Linked DNA regions of Mus musculus: regions 2 and 3 are each linked to region 1. The links are chromatin loops, found by intact Hi-C in ENCODE. Cell type or tissue: gastrocnemius. All regions are shown on one strand. Region 1 holds the start of Tmtc3 (transmembrane and tetratricopeptide repeat containing 3). Region 2 holds the start of 4930430F08Rik (RIKEN cDNA 4930430F08 gene). Region 3 overlaps Gm20110 (predicted gene, 20110).

Region 1 (8,000 bases):
TCTTATTATACACACAGACACACATGTTGCTTTGTTCTTATCACTGATGTCAAGGTAGAATAAAGAGACAAGAATAATAAGCTCTTATATTCAGCTCTCACTTGACTACTATATTCAGACGCTCATGGATGTTTGTGGGTTCTCTGGAGAACAAAACCCCATATCAAGGCAAGGAATGTTGTTCAGTGGTAGTGTTTGGTTAACATATAGTATGTTGCATGCATGTGAGTTTACGTGCACACTTGCATGCTGCGCATGTGTATGTATGAATTTGTTCCTGTACATTAAAGATCTTATTATATATGTAGCCCAGTCTATTTAACTTGAGACCTTTCTGAGCCTCATGTCTGGGATTATAGTCATGTACCATTATGTCTATCTTTCCGTCCCTTAAAGATTCCCCAAAACTGTATATCACAAGAGGGAGAATTAGTCCTCGTACAGATCGTGAGTGCAGTTCTGGCATTGTTGAAGGTTTCCCCCGTGTAGATCTGGAGAAAAGTGCCTACACAGTACTCTCTCCTCACTAGAAGATTCACTGTGGGTAAAGGCATGTTTATACATGTATGCAGTATAAGCCAACTTGTCTGTTTACAAAAAAATTATCTCAGCATATATGCACACAAAATCCAACTATCATCAAATGTCATCAAAGACCTATACTTCAAAATTATACTAAGTGCTTTTTTTTCTTTCTTTCTTTCTTTCTTTCTTTCTTTCTTTCTTTCTTTCTTTCTTTCTTTCTTTCTTTCTTTCTTTCTTTTTTTTTTTTTTTTTTTGGTTTTTCTAGACAGGGTTTCTCTGTATAGCCCTGGCTGTCCTGGAACTCAGTTTGTAGACCAGGCTGGCCTTGAACTCAGCAATCCGCCTGCCTCTGCCTCCCAAGTGCTGGGATTAAAGGCCTGCGCCACCACCGCCCGGCTTACTAAGTGCTTCTTGGGTTAACAATCTAATGATACACTTTCGGAAAGACAAAGCTATTGGACAAAGCTATGACTCAGGGGGATCTTTAATTAAGGGAAGTCTATCCTGTGCTGCTTCCTGGGAAAACAAGTCATTTAGACCTTCTCTATAACTTCCTCTATTTAATATTACCTTTAGTGTACAGACCGTTTGAATGGGACGTCTGCATTCAGGCTGAATCAGACTTCTCCGTCCAGTCTCCTCATGCTAAAGAGAAACAAGTATCTGCTTGTTATGCATACATTCCTTTACCCGAACATGAAGGTCCTTTGAAAAATAAAATCTTGATAAACACCTTTACTCTATACCTCAGTTAATACACTTCTTATGGTCATGCAACATTTTAAACATTAGAGCAGTATGATTCTCAGGAAATCAGCAAAGGACAGGTAATGAATTTAAGTCCATTGGTACAGAGAACAGAGGTAACAATTACAAGAGGCAGGGCTTTGTCACAAAGTGATTTGGGTTAGATAAAGCTCTTCATACAAGCCCAGGCTAGATAGAACACAGGTCCAGGCAAGTGCTCCAGCAACAAGGCTATTGATAGAACTGTCACATACAAACCAGCTCTTGGAAAAATTTGAAAAATGGAGAAATTCTGAAGAAAAATTATCTTAGCCATTTGAAAATTATATAGCAACCTGCAGAACCAGAACTTCAGTTAAATGCCCTGACTCACAGGTAAGTGCAATATAAAAACCTGGATCATAATATAATTTGTTTCCTGCAGTATTCTTATACCAAGAAAAGCGTATTAGCTCAAAAATACCGTTAAGTTACAGAATGGAATTTAATAAAGAATATACTTAAGTTGTTACTTTCACTGAGATATACAATCCTAGCTTCATCAGTTACTAATAAATGACTTTGAACTTCTCCCTTCTGAAGAGAATACAATTTATTACTTGAAGATATTACGAACATGAAGAGAAACAGGGGTGGAGAGACCAATAAAATGACACAAAAATAGTAAATGAGTAATAGAAAATATGTATTAAAATCATACAAAAAAATCAAGGTATTGTGATTAAAAACAGCAAATTCTTAAGGTAGTATACTAGTGAACATATTACATGTGTTTAATAAATACTAGTCTCATTTCTTAGTACTACTGACAAAATGAACAGGAAAAATAATTCAAACTCTTGAGTAAATGAAGCCATAAAATTAAATGTGCAAAACACAAGTAAAGCTTAGTATTAACGTTTAAAAGAGAAACTGGGAAGTGCAACTATATCACGCATTTCACAAACATTAGCTTGTAGAATGAATGATTGTGTTCATCACATTAAATAAGAAAACAGCGTTTAACCTCTCCGAGCTTCAATCTCTTAGATGGACAATGCGGATAATACTGCTGTATCTCCACAAAGAATAATTCCAAAACTAAACAGTATTTAGAAATAAAGCAAACACTGCAATCAGGCCTACAAATCTGAAGAACGTCTTTAAAATTTGTTTCAAATACCATTTTTTTGTGCTATTTGTTTTTCTCAACCGCAGAAATCTTTTCAAAAGAAAAATGTAACTGTCTACATTTTTCTTTTAATTACTTAATATCTATTATGTATGATATGTATAAGTACCTTATATATCTATCCACGTATACATACATACATACATTCATACATATATACGAGACGCACTCTTTCAAATAGATGCTTACAGCTCCTAAAGTTACCTGCTGGTGTAGAATAGCTGTGCATTTGGCAACAGTTCCCTGAGTAAGAAGATTAACATCTGAGAAGGAGAAGGCACTTTCCCCCAAGAACTCCCTTGGTACCCAGCAAATGACAGCAAAATGCCATCGCTTGGCATGGCCCTCCTCCCTCCCTCCAGCCCGGCTTAAGAGCCTTGGGCGCACTAAGGCTCCTCTTTCCTTGGCCTTCACTCCACTCTTATTAACCTAATAAGCACTACAATCCGCAAGCTGCTGCAGGAGGCTGCCCCATCTTGACGCTCCTTCTTCACTCAACCAGAGCGTGAACTCAGGGGGTGCGGTGGGGGTGGGGGCGCTCCACTTTCCCAGACACCAAGGAGGCTGGAAACTTTTATTGACTCCCCTCTTAGGGAAGCCACTAACTGGGAGCCCCTCGCACCTACCTGAGTAGCCGGAGGACTCTTTCCCAAACCTCTGCAAGATCCGCCAGCCCTTCGGCAGCCCCAAGCTAGCGCTTCCCTAAAAACGCAAAGGTTCCCTGAGCTACTCCTGGCTGTGGGTTGACACGCCCCGACCTCACCTGAGGGCGGCTCCGCCAGGAGACGGTTCAGGAAAGCTTCTGGGATGGTGGACCGGAGAAGGACTCCGCAGAAAACACAGTCATAGCCTGCCACGCTCGGACTCCGGGGCGGCCGCACCTTAGCAGCCGCTCCTCCCGCCTCCCGAGCCTTCCCCCAGCTCTTCCAGGGCGGCCGCAGACTCCCGCATTGCACGCCGGGAACGCGCCGCTCTTCCCAAAAACTTCCAATCCCAGGATGCACAGCCGCGACGCCGAACTGCACTCTGGGACGTAGAGTCCTCATCTCACGGCTCTCCCTCATCCACAGTAAGGAGGGCTTGGAGGGGAAATAGAGCCGTAAAGCTTTTTCCAGGGTCGTGAAATGTAGTCTTCCCAGGTATCCCGGGGCCTAGTTCCGGTCTTGGCAGGCTGGGGGGCGGGGAGTGGTGTCGCCTAGCAGCCGGCGCCGCTTCGGCTCGGTCGGGAAGAGTTGGCGGGAGCAGCCTGAGTGCGCGAGGACCGCTCTGGGAAGCGTGAGGCCGGGGCGGTGGCCGAACCCGGAGGTGGTCGCTGTAGATGAGTGACTGCTGCTGGTGGCAGGTCTTGGTTTCGGTGGGTGGATCCTCGTGAGCCGGAGCCGCTTAGTGTCGTTCACAGGATCGTAATCCCGAGGGACAGGGTGCAGCCCTACCTATCCAGACCTCTGTCGCTCTTGTCTGCAGTGTCGTCTCGGCCTCCCTGATTGAGCTTGATTCCGCAAACACTTCATTTAGCTCAGTCTTTTTATCTACTTTAAAAATCCTCTGGTCCCCTTTCCTCAGAAGGTTTTCAAAAACTTCCAAACATCTTGGGAGTTGGTACCATCATTGATGGTAGGGGACTTGGAAAAGGGGCCTCGGGGTTTTAGCTCCGAATTCGTCTTAGCAAGAAAATAATAATTTAGCGTGTACATTATCGTATAGCCTGTGTCAGGGGAACTAATTTTCGTCGAGGCTGTTTGCCTCTGCATCTGTTTTGCAGTTCAGGAGCCATAGCTCTTAGCCAGCACCTAGAGAGTTAAGTAAGACCGCTCATGATCATGTAAACACTGCAAGGCCATTTTCCTTGAAAATGCTAAAATCCACCTGCTTCTTTGTAGAGGCTGAGAGACAGTGAAAGAATTCAAGATGCCACCTAATATAAAGTGGAAAGAATTAATCAAAGTTGATCCAGATGACCTGCCACGGCAAGAAGAGTTAGCAGATAAATTATTGATATCTTTATCCAAGGTACTTAATAAATGATTTGTACACAGAGCCTGATGTACAATGTCATGAATTGAAATTGCTTCTTGAAATCATTGAATGCTATAACTGGAAGAGTGCTTGTATTTAATGTGCAGGGTATGAAATAGTCCATTTTTTGTGTGTTTGTTTCCTTAGGTGGAAGTAAATGAACTAAAAAATGAAGACCAAGAAAACATGATACATCTATTCAGAATTACCCAGTCTCTAATGAAGGTTTGTAGGAAAGAGTGTGTAGGAAAAGAAATATTTTTTAGGAGAAACATAAAGAGTCATAAAGAATCATATGGTCAAATAAAATACAAAATCTCTCCCCTATAAGCTATACATGAAATGATAAGAGGATTCTAGATTCTTCATAAATAAATACTGAGAAAGAATATGTATTCTTTACATTAAGGTAAAAGCATATAGAAAAATATTTGGGGCCAGTAATTTGGGATATACTGTTCAAGAGTTTGAGAGTATATTTTGGTTATCAGCATTTTAGAAGGGAATAAAGGTTTTTAAATCATACTTGGTAAAGAAATGTACTTATGAAGGCAACATTAAATGTGTTGTATAGACTGAAGGGATGAGAGCTGATTAGTTCCAATTATAAGAAGGAATTACTAAATTTATTAATAATAACAATTGGGATAGTAAAAAAGATATTGAAAACATTTTAAGTAATGGCTATAAAGTTTAACGGAAAAATCAGATATAATTCAAAGTCTTGCCATTCTGGAATTTCTAGCCTTATGTATTTATTCAACAACTATTTACTGACTGTCTCTGTGTGTTAGTCATCGTACACACTACAGACTGAGATAGCAAATTCCACACAGTTTCCATTCCCACTGTTTACATTACAGTGTAAATAATACAGATTCTTCCCCTCTCGTTTTAATGTTCAGATGAAAGCCCAGGAAGTAGAGCTCGCTTTGGAAGAAGTTGAAAAGGCTGGAGAAGAACAAGCAAAATTTGGTAAATGTCTTGGGAAAAAACTACTGTGGTTCCATTACTTATTAGACAGTATAAAATCTATCCTATTCTATAACATATGTATTCAATTTATACTGAAAGATGCTACATCCTTGTGCAGTTCCAGGTACTGGCCTGAGTGCTGTGGTAGGGGGTGAAGAAAAGAAAACACACAGACACTTAGAACAGTTGTTTTCGGTTGGACCAGGCTCTCTAATGGAGCAACTGCCCCACCCCAGAAGCTCACTGTCTGTATTATATCCACTTGACCAGAGCAGTGGAGTTGTTGCATAGCTGAACATAAAGTCGAGTGAGTGCATACAGATAAACATGAAGGCAGGGTTTCTGCTGTTGAATAGGGAGGCAGATTTATCAAATCTCAGTAGGAGTAGTCTCTATAAGGGAGCCATAAACATTAGGGGGACATTTTCTGCACACCCTGTCAACATCCACAGTCAGACGAGGAGGGAAGGCTTTGCCGTTTGCCATAGGCCTGAGACATTTGGAGTTCCTGACGTGGCTTTGCCCATGTCAGTAGTACACACTGACTCAGGGCTCATGCACTGAAGCCTTCCTCTGCTCTCTACATGAGGCATTTCTAGAATGCATATTTTATGCATTTAGTATATAATAATTACTTTCCTGTATCTGTTAAGGATGGAATCTTTTACAGAGAACAGTACTATTTTATTAAAGTTTACTTAAAATCTGATTATAGGAAACTTAACCAATTAAAACATTTGTGTTTTTTTTTAAATAGAAAATCAATTAAAGACAAAAGTAATGAAACTGGAAAATGAACTGGAGGTATATATATATCCTTTTATATTTCCTTGTTTTTGAATTTTCTTGTAGTTGTTATTAATTGCATTATTTTAAATTGTTTTCAAATCCTCCCAGATTGGAAAATACAAGATTTTGTGCTCATGCGTTTATTCATTACACAGAATGTGCTTTTGTGACTTGAGTTCTAAGAATTATGCATCCAGTGAAGTAAAAACGGATCCCTTCTGAATGGGGCTGTCAGTCTGGAGAAGCATATAGAAAGCTTAGTAGCAGCTGAGGGGGAAGGGTGTGGGAAGTAACCACACCGAGATTCTGAGAAGCTGAGAGGGGATGCAGTAGGAAAGGACCAGACTTTGAAAGGAGGAACCAGGGAAAGGAGAGGTCCACAAGGTTTTATGCTTGTGAGTTTAGTTCTTAGAAGCAGAGACAGGGATGAGATCGCTTGTAAGGTTTAGCCATGGGAGACTGTGAGAATAAGATAACCTTTGAGACATCGTAGACAAAGGGCTGAAGACCAAGGGCTATGGGCTCAGATGGGAGTTCTAGTCCTCATTATTTTGACTTGATTAACTCTGTGCACATGGATAAGTTATTTCACATCTTCAGCTAGATTTCAAGCTCCCGGGAAACTGTCAGGCACTTTTAATAAGCACTTTTGTAGTAAACGATGTCTGAAGTTGAGCTGATTCTGTGCTTGTATTTAGGCAGACAGCTGGTAAAGAATAGAAGACTCTGGCAGTTCAAGGTCTTGGTCAGAATGTGTTTAAAGTATTGGTGATGAAATCTATGCTAAATGGGGATGATGTCAAGACTGGCGTTGGGACAGGGGAAGTGTGGAGTCAGGGAGCAGGAACAGTGAAGCATGTGTTGGGCCCATTGTGTTTATCAAAGGGAAAGTCCTAGAGAAGAGCTGAGGGAATGCTTCTTTGGGCAGAGTCTGTTAGGACTGGCGGAACGCAGTAAATCAAGAAACACGTCGTTTCTTACTTGTCCTTTAAAGCTACTTTAAAATAAAAGGAGCGAGTCATGTGGTTGTAGCAGTGGCTCAGGCTGATTTGTGTAGAAGACTGAGCTGCCACATGCCTGCATCCTAAGGACTTACAAGCCTGCACAGGAAAGTGGTGGTTTGCTGGTGCGTATTGGAGTGTTTAGGATAGCGACATATCTTGTAAAGTCAAAATGGGTGAAGATGTGGAGGAGCCCTCAGAGACTGTTGTCACCTTTTCTTGATCTTGAACTGACAAACAACTCGCAAAGGAATGAGCGCTCTAAAAGAACCTAACTGTAGTTTTGTAAGGAAATAAGGAAAGGTTTAGTTAAGAACAAATGCTCAGGATGTAAAATCAGTGTTTTGGAAGATGCTTTAAGAGAGCAGAGTGGTGAGCCGGGCGTGGTGGTGCACGCTTTTAATCCTAGCACTTGGGAGGCAGAGGCAGGTGGATTTCTGAGTTCGAGGCCAGCCTGGTCTACAAAGTGAGTTCCAGGACAGCCAGGGCTACACAGAGAAACCCTGTCTCAAAAAAACCAAAAAAAGAGAGAGAAAGAGAGAGAGAGAAAGAGAAAGAGAGAGAGAGAGAGAGAGAGAGAGCGCAGAGTGGGAAGCTTCATGAAGCAGAGAAGACTGAAAAGCATCTGAGTAAGAGGACGTAGCAGAAATGTGTGGGGAGTGTTCCCTGTGACGCAAGCTTAGGGGCCTAGTGGCCCAGTGGTTTGCGCCATGGTCTAGTTGTCAGGAATGTGAAGTAAAATAAATTGAAATGTCTGCTAAGCTTTAAAGTGGTTC
Region 2 (8,000 bases), 100 kb after region 1:
AGAACAGTCAGAGAATGGATATAGAAAAATTGGAATTTCTAGAAGCAAGAACGTCTAGTGTGACCATTATGGAAAATGAGTAACGGGTACTCAGATTTTCTAAATGAATATTAACATATGATCCAGTAATCCTATGTGAAGGCAGTACTTCAGGAGACGAATCTAGCGCTGTTTGTTTCATTTTCCACAACGGCAATCCGCATGCCCATCAGTGACTGAAGTGAACAAAATGGGCTATGTATACAATAAGCAATCTTAAAATTATACATGATCTGACATATGATTTATTCCAATAGGGTAAGACATTGCACTAAGCTAAGAGAGTAAGCCAGCCACAAAGAGGCCATTCACATGTGTTACCTACAGTCAAATTAAGAGACAAAGTTTGGGCTAAGAGGCTGAGGGTTGGGCTCTGTGGAGAGGGGAGGTGGATGAGGGAGTTCCCAGCAAGCAGTTGAAGTTCTGGAAGATGGAGTATTCTGCAGGTGAGTAGTGGGGATGGTAAGATCATGTGAATGTCCTTAATGCCAGTGTGACACACCATTTAAAGTATAGTTCCGATGGTAAATCTTTCTGTGTATCTTATCACAGTAGAAAAAAAGTTTTAAAGTGCATTTCAGAACATTCCTTGACACCAAGGACTACATCTAGCTCATCTACCTATTTTTGTCCTTGGAACTGAGAGTTAATCTCACCGTCATTTAGTAATTACAAATAATGGCTCTCCCTAAATATCATCACTGTGAACTTTCTTTCTAGAGTATGTCCCTGATCAGAGACCTGGCCAGTGGGAATGAAAGCACTGGACACTGCACTGGGACACTGCAGTGACAAGCTTCCGAGGTGGACAAAGCCAGGTTCCATTACTGTGCGGCCATTCATTACCTGGCATTACTGAACCCCGCTGAGACTCAGTTTCCTCATTCTTGATATAGAAAGGCTTATTATGCAAATGAGGGACCATGTAACACCTATCTGTCGGGCTACCTGGCCTTTCATGGTAACAAGTTAATGGTAGTCACATGTCTTTTCTTTCCCCAAGAAAAGGAAACAAATCCACTGATTTATTTTACTCACTAAGATAGTTAGGTTTGCAAGAGTTAAGAGTCAATACCCAGCTCAGATGGTGCAGATTTATACAACAGTACTTTGAGTAAACATGCCAGTTGGATTTTACCTTTGTAGTTAGTAACATAGCAGCATGTTCCATCCACTTTTTCTGTTGCAACCGCATTGTACACGTCTGCATCTAACGCCTTTTCACTTAGAGTTTCAGTTGCCAAAACTTTAAATGGCTTAAAAGAAGAGAGAGAAAAACGGGTGTAAGATACACAGCCTCTGCCTTCACACATAGGCTCACCTGAACTGTGCCTAGTTTCATCAGTTCTAAAGGTCGGTCTGTCTTTCCATTCTGTAAGAAAGGTTGAAGTCATTTATGAAGTTTCCTGAATTATTTGCTTTTTTGTTTTGTTTTAGTTTCTGGTTTTTGGTTTTGTTTTGTTTTGTTTTTGTTTTAATTCTTTTTTAGGACTGTGTCACTCTGCAGCCCAGACTGCCCTTAATATCCTGACCCGTTTGCTTTAGGCTGTAGTTCTGGGACCCCCTTCCTGTTCTACCACACCAGCTCACCTACCCTTTTTGTTTAAAAATGTGATCACAGTAAAATTCGACTTCTAGACAGACTGTTGGGTATTGGCGTGCATCTCACCCACCACAATGAAGCCGGGAGACATGCCTTACTCTGTGTTGCATCCTCAGCACAGGTTCAAGGTGCACGATCCTATTCTTTGTGACCATGCATTATCTACAATAAACACTATTCTTGACACTGGGAATACAGAGACGGATAAAGAAGTGCTCAGCTTTGGTGGGCTACAACACCGAGAAGTACCAAAGAGGAAAAGGGATAGGAGAACGGCTCAGGGAGTCCTCTGTGGAGAAACATCAGGCCTGATAGATGGGAAGAAAAGGCCCACAGTCAGGACATTCTCACATCTGTAGAATGCAAGTCCGTACACGTGTTTGGGTGTGTTTGGAACAAAGTACAGGTAAAGTTAGATCTCATGCTTGCTTAATTCCAGAGGCTGTTCTGGTTCAACCAGTGTATTTACCAGTCATGATTCCCCACACTCCAAGATTAAGTCTTGGAGTCATTAATATAATGAGATATTTACAAAATTCATTTTTTCAAATCACACTTGGCTCTCAGTTGTAGTGGGGGTCTAGCAGAGATGGCCTCTGTCTCAGGCCATATTTTCAGAAAATGATAAAAACATGGCTCCTACTTTCCATTTTTAAGACTTCCTTGCAAAGCTGAAATCCACACGCTTACCATAGAAACATGTTAGAATATATAGAAGTAAGAACAAGATGTATGATCTCATCATAGAGATATGTATCACTAAGAACTTTCTGGGGTAATTCTAGTCTTCCTTTCAATGTTCCTCCAAAACAAAACAAAACCAGCAGTTCCTAAAATTGACAATTTCTTTAAAAAGCCAAAGTCAAAATGCTTCATGAATGCACCCTTTTCATGACTGATCTCCTCAACAACATGATCAAACATCACATTTCTCTTCTCTTAGCATGTCATCTCTGGTCAGCATGTCAGCTGTGATGGTCTTACATGATGATCTGCATAAGACCTTCAAGTCACAGAGCATCTTACAGGACAGGGATGGAGCTCAACGGGCACGGGGAAGCATTTCTCATCTAGCATGTGCAATACTCTGGGGTTTATCCTGAGCTACTAACCTGTGGGTCTCCCCAGTCTCTTGGATCAGAGACCAATATGGTCCACAAGCGAACAGAGATGGCAGAGGTCGCGTAGTGGGTGCAAGAGGATTCGGAAGCCCTGTGAATGTATACTGTGAATACCCACACGGCGACCAACTATCAGGAGGCATATTACTTTGGGTGATTCAAGGCTTATGTTTTGAGTGTCTGAGGGTGGGATGGGCAGAAAGGTCATTCATTGGCTGAGGGTTTAGGTTACCAAAATGCCTCATTAGGGAAGAAGCTTTTAAGGAATCTCAAGTGCTGTTCTTTCCATTAGAAAGAGAATGGTCCTGTGTGCTAATTGAGGCTGCAGGCTATGTGAGGGCTTAGAATTCCCCAACAAGGTCAGAGAAGAAGCCCCCCTCTAATGGAGTCTCCCATATTGCCCCAGCCCAGAGTTTATCTGTTCATCTGTGTTAAGAGTCAGGCTCTAAAGGTGATGGGAGAGTGATAGAGCACCAAAATGGTAGCGGGAGTGGGGGGTGGGGGAGCGAGCTGGAGATTTGGAGATTACAGGGAGCTTGTGAAGTTTGTTGAAGGGGAGAGGGGACAACCTAAATTATTAAGAAAATGACACGAGGAAACCTCTTTGTACGCTAATTACAAAAAATAAAAAAATAAAAAGACCAGAGGGCCAAAGGTTCAGCGGTAATGTTGAAAAGTCACTTCAGATGCACATGCAGATCCTGAGTGAGAAGTTAAGAACTGCTACATATCAAAGAACCATACTGATATAAGCTATCTATATATTCATTCTCTTACTTTCACTAAAGGCTCACTATGTGTAAAACACGTAGCAATACGACTAGTACACCTTCGGATGAGAACTCAAATTAAGCAAGAAATTACACGAGGTCTGATTTGCGTGACCTAGTTAGGCTAGCTGTCAGCAATGCCATAGGTGCCTAGCACACAACAGGTAAACAATGCCTTCTCATCAGACTTTTGACAGTAGTTCCATGTTAGACTACCATGATATCTCATTATTCCAGTGCTGTTAAGGGAAGATGACCAAGTAGGTTTTCAAATCTGCCAGAACACGTTTGAATCACCTGATCGGGGAGGATACAATTTACAAAGGACTCTCCCACACTCCTTGCAACTAAGAAGATACAAGAAGCTGGAGGTCAGGGGAAATGGGAACTTCACCCAGACCTCCCGGGTAAAACGTGCTGGGCTCCGGGGCAGCAGCGCAGCACTGGAGGAGCCGCCCAGCAGCACTCGCCGCCGGGTACCTGATGCTCCCGCTTGGCTGAAGGCTCAGCTTTCACCTCCGTCACAAACACACACGGCATCTTCCGCTGCACCGAGCCCAGGCGCTTCATGTTGCCCACGCGCAACCTGTCTCCACTGCGCTGGGCCCCGGGCGGAGGAAGTCTGCAGAAATGAGCTAGAATCCAAACACCAGCCAGAAGATCCTAACTGCACCACCAAGGTCCACTCCGGAGAGAGGCGGGGACTCACTACCGGAAGCGACCGCCTAGTCGCGGTGCATTCTGGGAATTGTAGTGCGACCGCGAGGCTACAGAGCATGCGCCTCCACATGCGTGATTCCCCTGTGTTTTGATGTCCAATTAAAAATAAAAATAAAAGAACCGTTACCCGATGTTGTATACTTGGCCACTACTTAGTATCGATGATGTTTTCGGGAATTAATGTTAAGTTATAAGTAATAAATCACTTTAGGATGCATTTTAGCATGTTTCTAATGAAACTCTCTTACCTGCTTATTTTCTATCAAATGTAAGGGATTGGAAACCCAGAGAAGTTTAGAAAATACTTTCAGACATTCCCTAATGTTCTGACAGAAAAACTGACTTCCCAGGAAAAACATTCAAACAAACAAACCTTACAATGAACAAAACTGAATTTGTTTGAATTAATCACCACGCAGTGTACAGTTTGTTTTTTGATAACCTTTCCAATGAGAGTAAAAATTAAACAAGTTCAAAAACATAGAAATAACAAAAATCTCTGTCGAGTTTTTCTTGGGAATCCAACAAAAGACTTGAAACAGCTTCATTTGACTTACTGTCTAAAAGGACATTACAAGGAAATAATAAAATTGATGCTTGAATAAAAAATATATTCTAGTAGTAGACCTATCTCATTAAAACCTGAAATCACAGGGAGATTTTTGCCCTTACTATCTTAGGTAATTGAAGAAGCCAATTTATGTTTCCACAATTGTTTTATAATTCCAATTAATATTTTTATAAATGTTTAATCAGCAGGTATCCTACTGCCTAGCGTTTTACTTACTTAGTTCTTGAAAAAAAAAATCAAATAACCTTGTCTCACTTGAAAGCATGTATATGTCAGGGGACTCTCAAAGAATAAAATGTTCTTAAAAACAAGTTTACAGTTTTGTGTTTACTGACTCGGGAGGGAAGGAGGGAGGGAGGGAGGGAGGGAGGGAGGGAGGGAGGGAAATATACCTAAACACACACAATTTTACACAAAACAAAGGGGTTGGTGTAGGGAGAGAGGACCTACAAGTTACAAGTTTCTGGCTGGGTTGTATTGAAACTAGAAACGTTTTAGCCTTTTAAAGTCAAGTGTTGGTACCTTCTTTGAGGCTCTAGAGGAATCCTAAGCAACAGCCCATCTTGTAGGTTTCAGACAATTAAATGACCTTTGAAAGCTCTCAACTGTCATTTCCCAAACTGCCACAGAATATTCTAGATCCAACATTCTGCCATTTCTTAGAAAAGATAATCTTCCAAAAACATTCCACTTGCTCTAAGTCTCTCTCTGGAAGGACCAACAGCTATATTTTGGCTTCTTAAATGCCTGGAGAAAGGTTTCCAACAGGAACAGAAGAGTCCACAGCAGGAAAACATCACAAGATCAGGTTATAGATGTAAACTGTGCTTCTAGTCTAATGGATGCCAGCCTTTAGCTTCCCCTGATTCCCATACAGAGCTGGTAGAGCCCCACCCACCCCTGCCCTTAGAGGAGTGCTACAGAATAAATTGAAAAAGACTTTTTTTTCTTCTTCTTCTCTGATATGTTATTAAGCTAGCACACACCAAGAAGAAACTCCATGTGAATCTATCCTGACCAGCATAAGACAGAATTTCTGGGTCTGTTTTCGAAGACACATTTCCTATCACTTTTCATTACAGGGAGTCAAAAAAAAAATCCTCTCAAGTAGAATCATAGCTTTCTGTAGAAGACTAAAATGAAATCTGCAACAGGACATGGGGTGAGAGTGGGAAATAAAAAGAAGTGATAGGAAAAGGAACGAACCTAAAAGAGGAAAAGGAAGAGTTTGGGGTATTCTAGGATTAACAAAAGTTACACAATGAAGGAATTTTTAAAATTTTTATTATTTATTTATTTATTCATTCGGAGGGCTGATTTTGCCATGCTGTCAGCTGTCAAGAGGTATCAGCACTTTTCAGATCTTTTCCAGTGTGAAATCACTTAACTAGGTTTGAAACTCTGCCCTTCATCAGGGAACTCATCTGGAGGAGACTGGATGAGCCCCTCTTCTTAGAGCTGTTTCTCCCACTTGCCTGTTAAGATGGGCACTTTGCTGTTGCAGAGCTGAAGAGAAAAAGGGCTAACCGAAGGGCAAGGCTTATGTTTACGTATTTATCAACATTTTCAAGGGCGGTGACGAATCTTCATCTGCTCCTTTACTTTTAACACTGCCTCCATCCTATTAATTATAAGCAAACCATCTTTTTTCTAAATTTAGTTTTATTTCCAAGATTAATACTCTATACTATGGATTCAAAAAATTCATGACAATTTACCATTTTACTTAAAGTGGAAATCGGTGTTTGTCTTGATCCGTTGAGATTTCAATCCAAAGTTTGAAGTATTTCAAAACATGCTTTGATCCAATGTGTTCAGTTGTCTCCAGTCAAACCCTAGGTGCCCTGTGATGAATATTCCTCACTTATACTAGGTTCTGATTAATATAGGAAAGGTGCATGAAGATTTTCAAAACTGCTCATTAAAATGTCTTGGTCTGGGAATCAGAGGACTTCCCATGGTTTTCCACAAATTCTACAAATTTTTGAGCACTCTGGAAATAAAGCATTTGCTATTGGATGACACGAATTCTCTTTTCAGGATGGATGAAAATGTAATAAAGCCACCGGATGAATAGGTACCCCTACTTATTTTAATGAATATTACTGTGTTAAAATCTGCATGTGATATTTCCTAAGTCAGTGTATGGCACCAGGTACATAAATAATCAATTGTATCATAATTAATCAATTGTATCTATTTTCTTGTACTGTGTGTGTGTGTGTGTGTGTGTGTGTGTGTGTGTGTGTGTGTAGCATAGTTAGCTTAGTTCTATTTCCAAACCACATATAGAAATAACAACTTTCTTATAAAATACTTACCCAATTTTAATTTTGAAAACATGAAGTTATATTTCTTTAATCAGAACACTGGAAGATAAAACACAGTGTAATATCTACAAGTAGTGCTTACTATATTTGATAAATATTGGATAGGGGAAATAATCCACTTAGGTGGAGTAGCCTACAGTTGCATATGAGGTCACTTATGATGAGCACACAATGGATTATGTAATAGTGAGGAAAATTCTGGAAGTTTGAGTTTGTGTGATTACTAGTAACCACTTTCAACATTTCTGCAAAGCTAGAGAAGGTATCTTCTAATTTAAATTTATTTAAGAATTATCTATTGTGTAATATACTGTCAACAGGAGGTCAGTTTTAAAGGAATACTACTGATAGCCTCAAAGGCTGTGGAAAAGAACAAGTTTTCCCCCCTTACACACTGATAGTTCTTATATTTGCGTTCCTGCAATTTGTACATATTTATAAAAAAAATCATTGGATTAGCAGCAAGAGATTGAAAATGGCAGAAGTTGGGAATGACTGCTATTTCTTTGTTAATTCCACATGCATAAAGGTAAATATTGTACAACTTACAGTCCACATACTTAAGCTTTTTAATTGAATGAAGGGAGAGACAGCAATAAAAAGATACCTTAACTCTTATGGAAAAGCCTATGTATTTTTCATATCCTGAATTTATGTGAGGAAATTTGGGTTAATTTAAAACTATGATCTGTTGATTATATATGTCAATTTTATGTTAGTTTTCATATAACATTTTTGCATATATTATTCTTTTCAAATTCCTAATACTATATAATGGTTTTTATATTATAGCATATTATGTTGGTGAATGTATTTCAGTCATACATAATCCAATAGTTGAATTCA
Region 3 (8,000 bases), 850 kb before region 1:
TAAGGCATCCTCACTTGGGCACTTCATCTTGTCCTTTTTGAGTTCTGTGGACTGTATCTTGGGTATTCTGTAATTTTTTTTTTTTTGGCTAATATCCACTAACTATAAAGATATTTTTGATGCCTTCCCTCTACTGCCTAAAGAGAGCTGAACTGAAGGAGGACTATTCCAAATGGAAAGGAGAAGAGAATTATCTGCGTCTTTCATCTCAGAATCCCTCCAATGAGAAATAACATTTTAGTAAAGGCTAGGCTGAGTCCCTCAACACAGTGTGCATATGACCCAGTGACAGCTCTGAGCTCTGTCCAGGATGGAGCTCCCTGGGCCTTGGGATGCTCCTGCCATGCACTTCATGAAGCTGCCTCGCCAGTTTCTATCCTGGCTTCATTGGGCACGCTTCAAAGAGAATAAGCTCTTATCCTCATAGTGTCTTAGAGATAGTAATAATTTTTAATGGATGTCTTCCACATACTGCATTATGGCATTTCTTTGACTAATAGCTGAAGATACATGCTCTAATCAGTCTGGAGTACACTCATGCTCATTTTATCTCGACGTTTGTTCTTGTTGAGTTAATGCAATTTAGAACAGATGAGACGAGTGTGTCTGTGAGAGTGTTTCCAGAGAGCATTCGTTGGGGGAGGCAAGACCTGCTCTCAGAGGAGACCCTAGAGAGAAGCAGTGTCCCATGCCTGTTTCCTTTGCTGTTCTGAGTGCCTCTATCACTTCAGTTGCTATCAAACCTTCTGGCACCAATTTGGTATCAGCAACTGGGCAGGGAGCTTCTGAGACTCCAGAACAGGATTGGAATTGCCAAACCATTCATCTCTGTGGACTGAGCAGTCACTGGATTCTCTGAATCTTCAGTATGTGGGAGGCCATTGGTCATTTCTATAACATAAACTAATAAAAAACACCCTTCTTATAACGTGCACACACACACACACACACACACACACACACACACACACACACATACACACACACGAAACACGTACATGAATTCTCTCCCTTTAATTCTGATCAAGAGAATCCCACTTCATACTGTGTTCAATATCCCCTAGGATTCCTCATAGTAATTCTTTGCTGGAAACTGTGCTGTAATGAGTGAAACCAGAAGAAACCACAGAATTTACTAGAATCTGCTGGATATTTACTTAAGAGTTTTCCAAATTCTTCTTCCTTATACTGACCCAGAGCTCCAGTCAGTGTAGTAACAGCAGTAAACTCATCTGTAGAGCATTCCAATGACCTTTCTGTGTCAGGTAAATGCATTTCAACACGGCGTTCATCTTTGTCTACAGACACATGGGTTCAGTCCTTCCTGTCTTATAGCTGTCTACATCTACTGATCAATACTAAGGTCCTACAGATGTTCCTCATACATTTCCATGCTGAAAAGTACACAGGGAGAGGGATCACATAATGGGAAAGGCCAAAGCTAGACTTTCTCCAAAATAGTGAGATCTACTTGTTAGAAAGCACGGGCAAAACAAGACCCATTTACTACATAGCTATTTATCCTGCATAGGCTACAATAATGCCGTCTCTGCTTCACTTGTGAAAGCCAGCCTCCTAGCTGTGCATTCTGTTGCAGTCCTGAGGCTGTGTGCCAACTCCCATGTGGCAGGCTTCCTGGCACACAACTTGGCTGGACATTTTGATGCCCGTGCCATTGGTGGTCCATGAAGTGGAAGGAACAGATGAGTGAGGGGAAAAAGGATACCGTGAGCCCACCCGGGAGCAGGTGGTAATGGGAAAGACATGGGCTTGGCCCGGGGAACACATTATTCTTTAATTCAAAAGGTGTGTGGAGGTGATCGAAAAGAGAGGCTTATGCCAAATTGAACTGGGAGATTAAATGTGCATCCCTCCCTAAAACTTCTGCTTATATTTCCTTGTGTCCCTGTCCTCTGTCATTTATGCTCCTGCTGTCGCCAAGGCAATGCTGTGTTTTATGCATGGCTAGTGCTCCAAGTCTGGGAATTCAGTTCAGACTTTCAATCAGTGTGAGGGCTTCAAGATCCAGCAGTTATCCTCCAGAGTTCCAGCTCACTCCCCTGCCTGCTCATGGCGGGGCTCCACAAATCAAATGCTTTCAGTTCTCCTAAACTGCTGTGGTCTCTTTTGTTCGTCTTCCTTGGCAACCACCCATCATTTGGGTTGGAACATTCTTCACTTAGCTAGCTCCTACTTTTCCTGTAAGACTACTTATCATGGGCCCACCCCCGGGGACTCTGACAAGCATTCGGACTCAGTCTGCAGCTAAGAAGCCATGGGTAAAGTTTGAAAACATTACGTGTTAATCTCTAACATGCAAAGTGTATACATTATACACATCACAAAGGTTTACTTGTCTGTTTTCACGGGACAGAAGTTAACACTTCAATGATAGAGAATATCTTGCATCTATAATGCTTAGCATGCACGAATTGCTTAATAAGTAGGGGAACTATATAGTTTACCATCCAAACTAGAATGTTATCAACAATTCTGCTGGAAAAGCAGGTACTAAGTGTGCCAAGCAGTGCACTCAAATTCTCCCTTTAGTTTCGACTGCTGAATATATTGGAATGATTTCCTTCCCCCCTCCCCCCTCCTTTCTTCCTTTCAATTGTAGATTAAACCATGGCCTTGTGTGTACTGTATAGGTGTTCTACCACTGTATTATAAACCAGCCATTTTAAAATTTAGAAATGGAACCTGTTAATTTCCCAGGCCACTTTTGTACTCTCTGGTAGCCCAGATTCACAAGCTCAACTTGTAATCCTCCTGCCTCAGCCTCTGGAGTAACTAGCACTACAGGTCCACACTCTAGGCCTTGTTTTCCTGATGCTGCCAACATCCAGTATACTTCAAGGCACACTGGATACGCTTCATGTTGAGAAGTGCTTAAGTCCATTCTCCTAACAGTTAGCTACCACCAGCACTTCATGTAGGACAGGCCATTTACCATTGCTATATGGCAGGGAGTTGGTAGTGCTTGCTACTTCTCATAGAAGAAGAATATTTTCAAATGAGTATACAAGAAGCTTCATGCATGGAACAGGTTGCACCAAGTCCAGTATCTTCTACTGTGAGAGTTCCCTTCTACAGTCATCTCTCCCAGGAGACTTTTCCTTGTGCTTGGTGAAACCTGTGGAATTTTGTACTCTTCAAAGTTATTCATAGAGAAAATTGTAGTAACACACATATGTAATCCCGGCACTCAGGTGGCCGACATACCTTGAGCTGGAGGCTAAGTTGGGCTGCATAGCAAGACTCCGTCTCAAAAATAAGCAGCCCACCAGACTAAAGTTAACGGTGAATACATCATCGTCTCAGACGTTTGCACGTGTTGTTCTTTCTTGAGAGTATGGTTACTGTGGAGACAGTGTTTGGAAGCTGTGAACAAGAAAAGAATGAAGTTTGGGATGTCGTTGAGTGGGAGGTCAGAAATACCAGAATTCCTTCATTCACAAACCGTTCTTGGCTAATGACTCAGTTCAGTTGGTTCAAGGGGACGTTTCTCAGTTCTCCTTTGACACTCTGTATTGTTTTTGCATTCTCACCTCAAGGAAGATTTTTTTTTCTCTTGTGTGGGAGTCCTCTGCCCACAGGGTCGTTTCAAGTTAGACTTAAGAATCACTCAGAGATGAAAAGAAAATGCTTAGCTGAGTCGCAGAGATCTTTGGTTCAGCTCTGAACTTTAAACAATTCCTTCTAAATATACACATCGCCTATTAACTCTTCCAAGTTTTCAGAGAAAGTATTAAATTTAACAAAAACTCAGGAGCTTGCTGGTACACAACTACTTCCAGAATCAGGCATTAATGACAGCGTTCAGTTATGGCCAAGGTATGTAGGTCTTTGGCTATGAGGTTCATGAGATGATTGTGTGTGTAGAGTAAAGGACTGAGAACTTGGTTAAGTTTCTACTTACCTGCTCAACAATGACTCCATTGAAGATGTCTCAGAGCACATGCGCAAGACAGAATATACACAGACTATACATCTTTTCAGAGAGTCACGAGACTGTCAGAAACTAAGAGAAATCTTCATTAGAATTCTTTAACCAAGCTATTCTCAAGTTCTTACTCTTTTTGTTTCCCACACTGGTTAAAACTCGTCCTTTCACAAAAAAACCCAAATTCTAAATTCTATCAAAGGAATTTGGTCTAATTATCTTACCCGGCACCTTCGCAACCAAAGAAAATTAAATCGAAGAAAAAGACCTGGATCTGACACAAAATATCCAGAGAACCTTGAGTAATTAATTTCCTTCTCCTCTTCCTGGCCTCATTATCCTCAGTGATACATGGAAACTAAGGACCAGAAAAGCCGACTGCACTGCAGTTCTGTGGGGTGCAGGCTCTAACTTCGAACGGAGAACGCGCCCTTTGACCACTAGTCGTCCTTCTTGTGCAGAAGATGAGAATGCTTCCTCTGGCGCTGCAAAGCAGACGGAAGTGTTTTCAGTTGGCTGGTACCCAGAAGAGAAAACTCGCCCCATTCACTATGCTGACCTTCGTTTGCTTATTATCTTTGTATTTTCCCAGAGAGGTCCATATACATAGATCTGCATTACAAAGAGGATGACATTTTTAAAATAAGCTAACTTCTCTGTAGTATGGTTAGCCATTAATTCTTTCCTTTGTAGGAAGTGTTCATTAAACTCCAGGTGAAGGGGTTTAAGTCCCAGAAGGTAGTGATCAAACGAACATAAGTGAATAATAAGTGGATTTTGTTTGTTTGCTTTAAAAAAAAGTGTTTCAAAAATGGTGTCCGTGCTTGCAACCACATATACTCACCCTTCTGGGTGCAAGAACAGGAGAGAACTACAAAGGCAACAAACTAGAAGCTTCCTTGTAGGCATACCTACCTGTGAGGCTAGGGACTCAGGTTTTTATTTATATGGTTGCAGACATCAACATCTTAAACTGCATTCTGAAATAAAGGAATGGAAGACACACTCAATGAAGGGCAGAACCTGACGCCCATTTTCAGGCAGTTAGAAACTCTCAACTATCAGGAAGAAAAAAGTGGCTTGCATCATCTTTTATGATGCAGTTTCCAATCAAATTTATTGCATGAGGGTGTGTGCTCTCTAGAGCTACTGGTTGAAAGCGGGAAAATATCTGACAGTTAATTATTATCACTTTAACTTTGGGAATGCAGCAATGAAGGTGAATTTAAGTTATCAAGTAGCCCTTTTGATGCCATATTTCTGTATGTGTAAGGACAGAAAGAAGGGGGTTATAATAATAGTCACATCAGTATAATTACATACATGACAATAACATATGCTATATTTAGGAATATATTATTTACAAATAATGCATATATCATGATATACACATAATACTATCTACCCTATTTACCTGTGAGTTTTGTAGCCTTAGATTCAACCAGCTAAAGAGCAAAAGTATTTGTAAAACAACTGTGTGTTTATTAAATATGAAAAAACACGTTTTGTGATTATTCCCTAGGTGGTAATAACTTTTACGTAGCATTTGTGTTGTATTAGGCATTAGAAATGATGCAGAGATGAAGTAAAGTATATTGGACTATGTGGGTAGGTTGTATACAAATAGCATATTATTTAAATAAAGAATTTAAAGAGCTTCAAATTTTGATGGCCTAAGGGGAATGAACTAGAATTATTTCCTTGCAGATTCTGAGGAACAGACATGTGTGTGTGTGTGTGTGTGTGTGTGTGTGTGTGTGTGTGTTTGTGTGTCTATGCGTGAGTGCATGCATATGTGCGTGCATGAACTTAAGTATATGCATATGTACCATAGCCTGGTATATATCATATATGTGAGTACTGTGCCTCTGTAGTGTATGTTATACACTTCTGTTACTATGTATAACACGTTGTGTGTTATGTTGCTGTAATACGATAATTGCCACCTTAATAGTAATACCTTACATTTTTTGGGCTTACTCTGTTTTGAAGATCATATTTCATGTTTTTTCTGAATTGAATCTTAATTTCTTCAGAGAGCCTATACGTTATGAGTTATGGTTACTCTTATGTGGTCCATGAAGAACCAAGGACTAAAAAAGAAGCCCCAGGACCCAAAGCTGTATGAAGCAAAGGCAGCATAGAAATCTATACCCAAACCGCAACAATTATACTCTGCTGTTGAAGACCAAAGGTTTGCCACTGGCCAGAAAGATGGAGGAATCATTTTAAAACACAGGAATGAATCTAGTTCATCCTTTATAACTCGGGCTGTAAGAAGTATATTAAATCCTAGAAGCACAGCCAAATATTAAACGGAGCTTGGAGAATCTTGCGGAATACTTGGCGGAGGAATTGAGGAAAATGGAAGGGATAGAGACTCAATAAGAAGATCAGTAGAGTCAACTAACCTGGGCTCTTGGGGCCTCCCAGAGCCTGAACCACCAACCAAAGAGAAAGCATGGGCTGGACCTAGGCCTCCCTGCTCATATGTAGTAGACAGGAAGCTTGGTATTTATTCAGGTCCCCCAACAACTGGAGCAGGGCAGTCCCTGATTCTGTTGCCTGCCTGTGGATCCTGTTCTGTTAACCAGGCTGCCTTGTCTGGCCTCAGTGGGAGAGGATGTGTCTAGTACTGCAGTGAGTTGATGTGCCAGAGGGGCTAGTATCCTCCTCCTTCTCAGAGGAGAAGAGAGGGATGGGTGGAGGGGCTGTATGTGTGTGGGGACCGGGAGGAGGGGGGATTGTGATTGGGATGTACAGTGAATAAATAAATAAAATAATGGAAAAAAATCCTGGGAACAATTTTTACTCTTTTCTGTGCATAAGATTTGTTGCTATGCAAAATTCATACATATGCTCGACAATGACTGATTACTTATCTCATAGTTATCGCTGTGAAGTCATCCATCTTCATAGTTGAAATGAAATAACTGTGACAATTTGAAACAATAGTAACAAAAACTTAGACCCTAGATTAAGATAATGGATATGTCTTTGATTTTTCAATGGTCAGAAAATGTAGTTTTGACCAAGCGAAGCACCAGTTGACTAGAATATGAACAGGAAAATATTCTATGTGGATATTAGAAGGCAAGAATACTAATAGAGAGTGCAAACTTCACTCCTTGGTTTATTATATCTGAAAGTAGTAACTTAGAAAAAGAAGTAAATATTTAAATTAAGATGTTATTGAACCTGGGATGGAGAGATGGCTCAGCAGTTAAACACACTGGCTGCTCATTCTTTGCCTTTGTGCAATCTACTGGGAAGATATTTTATACCCTACCACCATTAAACATTTTAACCGTATTTAGGCTGTAATCCTAGCTGTTCAGTCTTCCCTCCTCGGGTAAGGGTAAACCTCTTTGGAAACACCTTTGCTGAGGCTCTACCACTGCATATTTGAAATACTTCTGTACGATTAGTAGCCAATGCTGGATGACAGTTTTTAGATATCCTTGGCTGTATGTTAAGTGCCAAAATATTTTCATAAGCCCTCAATATCAAACCCGATTTTCAGGGAAGAAAATAATATACTGAAAATTATTTTATTATTATTTTATGTGTATAGGTGTTTTGCTCACAAGTATGTCTGTGTACTACATGCTTGCAGTACTCATAGAGGCCAGAAGAGGGTGTTGGAGTCCCTGGAACTGGAGTTATAAATGACTGTCAACTGCTTTGTGCGTCCTGGGACTCAAACCTAAGAGGTGCCAGGGTTCTTAACCACTAAGCCATTTCTCCAGGCCAAACTATTTTTAATTATCATTTAAAATTTGATTATTATTAATTTTTTGAGACCAAATGTCTTTACAGAGCACTGGTGTTCTTGGAACTTATTGGCCTTGAACTCACAGAGGTTCACTTGCCTTTGTTTCACAAGTGCTTTGATTAAAGGTATACCTGGCTCCAGCTCCAATGTTTTCTGTTTAAATTACTGTATGATTTCCTAAGGACTCTGAGGATAATCATGAAACTTGACAAAAATCATAAAATTACGTTGTCTTATTTATTATGTTTAACATTCCATTAAAAAATTTAAAGTTTACTT

The links. Hi-C counts contacts between places; a loop is a spot of excess contacts. Peaks named below come from ENCODE experiments on the same cell type or tissue, not always from the same donor. Only the 100,000 strongest peaks of a DNase experiment are listed, where the experiment ranks them.
Region 2: it touches region 1 in a loop (4-fold over the local background); 5 of 42 quality-filtered maps call a loop at or near these places.
Region 3: a loop joins it to region 1, with 4 times the contacts of the local background. A loop is called at or near these places in 19 of 42 quality-filtered maps.

The regions. Positions count from the first base shown.
Region 1 is chr10:100,483,956-100,491,955 of GRCm38, forward strand. Tmtc3 (transmembrane and tetratricopeptide repeat containing 3) reads right to left here and starts at 3,392. Exons shown (of 14, transcript NM_001110013.1): 1 at 3,207-3,392. It overlaps Cep290 (centrosomal protein 290), which reads left to right and starts at 3,627. Exons shown (of 54, transcript NM_146009.3): 1 at 3,627-3,797; 2 at 4,324-4,453; 3 at 4,607-4,684; 4 at 5,365-5,434; 5 at 6,192-6,238. The coding sequence starts at 4,352. In gastrocnemius, no CTCF peak of the experiment used is centred here; a DNase peak (open chromatin) is centred at 3,530; H3K4me3 peaks cover 2,127 bases; H3K27ac peaks cover 1,062 bases.
Region 2 is chr10:100,585,014-100,593,013 of GRCm38, forward strand. 4930430F08Rik (RIKEN cDNA 4930430F08 gene) reads right to left here and starts at 4,246. Exons shown (of 7, transcript NM_175128.2): 1 at 4,014-4,246; 2 at 1,178-1,295. The coding sequence starts at 4,103. It overlaps 1700017N19Rik (RIKEN cDNA 1700017N19 gene), which reads left to right and starts at 7,373. Exons shown (of 13, transcript NM_001081246.1): 1 at 7,373-7,416. In gastrocnemius, no CTCF peak of the experiment used is centred here; a DNase peak (open chromatin) is centred at 4,255; H3K4me3 peaks cover 1,485 bases; H3K27ac peaks cover 1,039 bases.
Region 3 is chr10:99,637,593-99,645,592 of GRCm38, forward strand. The region is part of intron 1 of Gm20110 (predicted gene, 20110); the gene reads left to right. It also overlaps the pseudogene Gm18409. Among named protein-coding and RNA genes, the nearest start is that of Gm35101, 19 kb to the right of the region's middle. In gastrocnemius, CTCF peaks have their summits at 4,385 and 7,577 (motif pointing right); DNase peaks (open chromatin) are centred at 1,640, 2,070, 4,400 and 7,586; H3K4me3 peaks cover 248 bases; H3K27ac peaks cover 413 bases.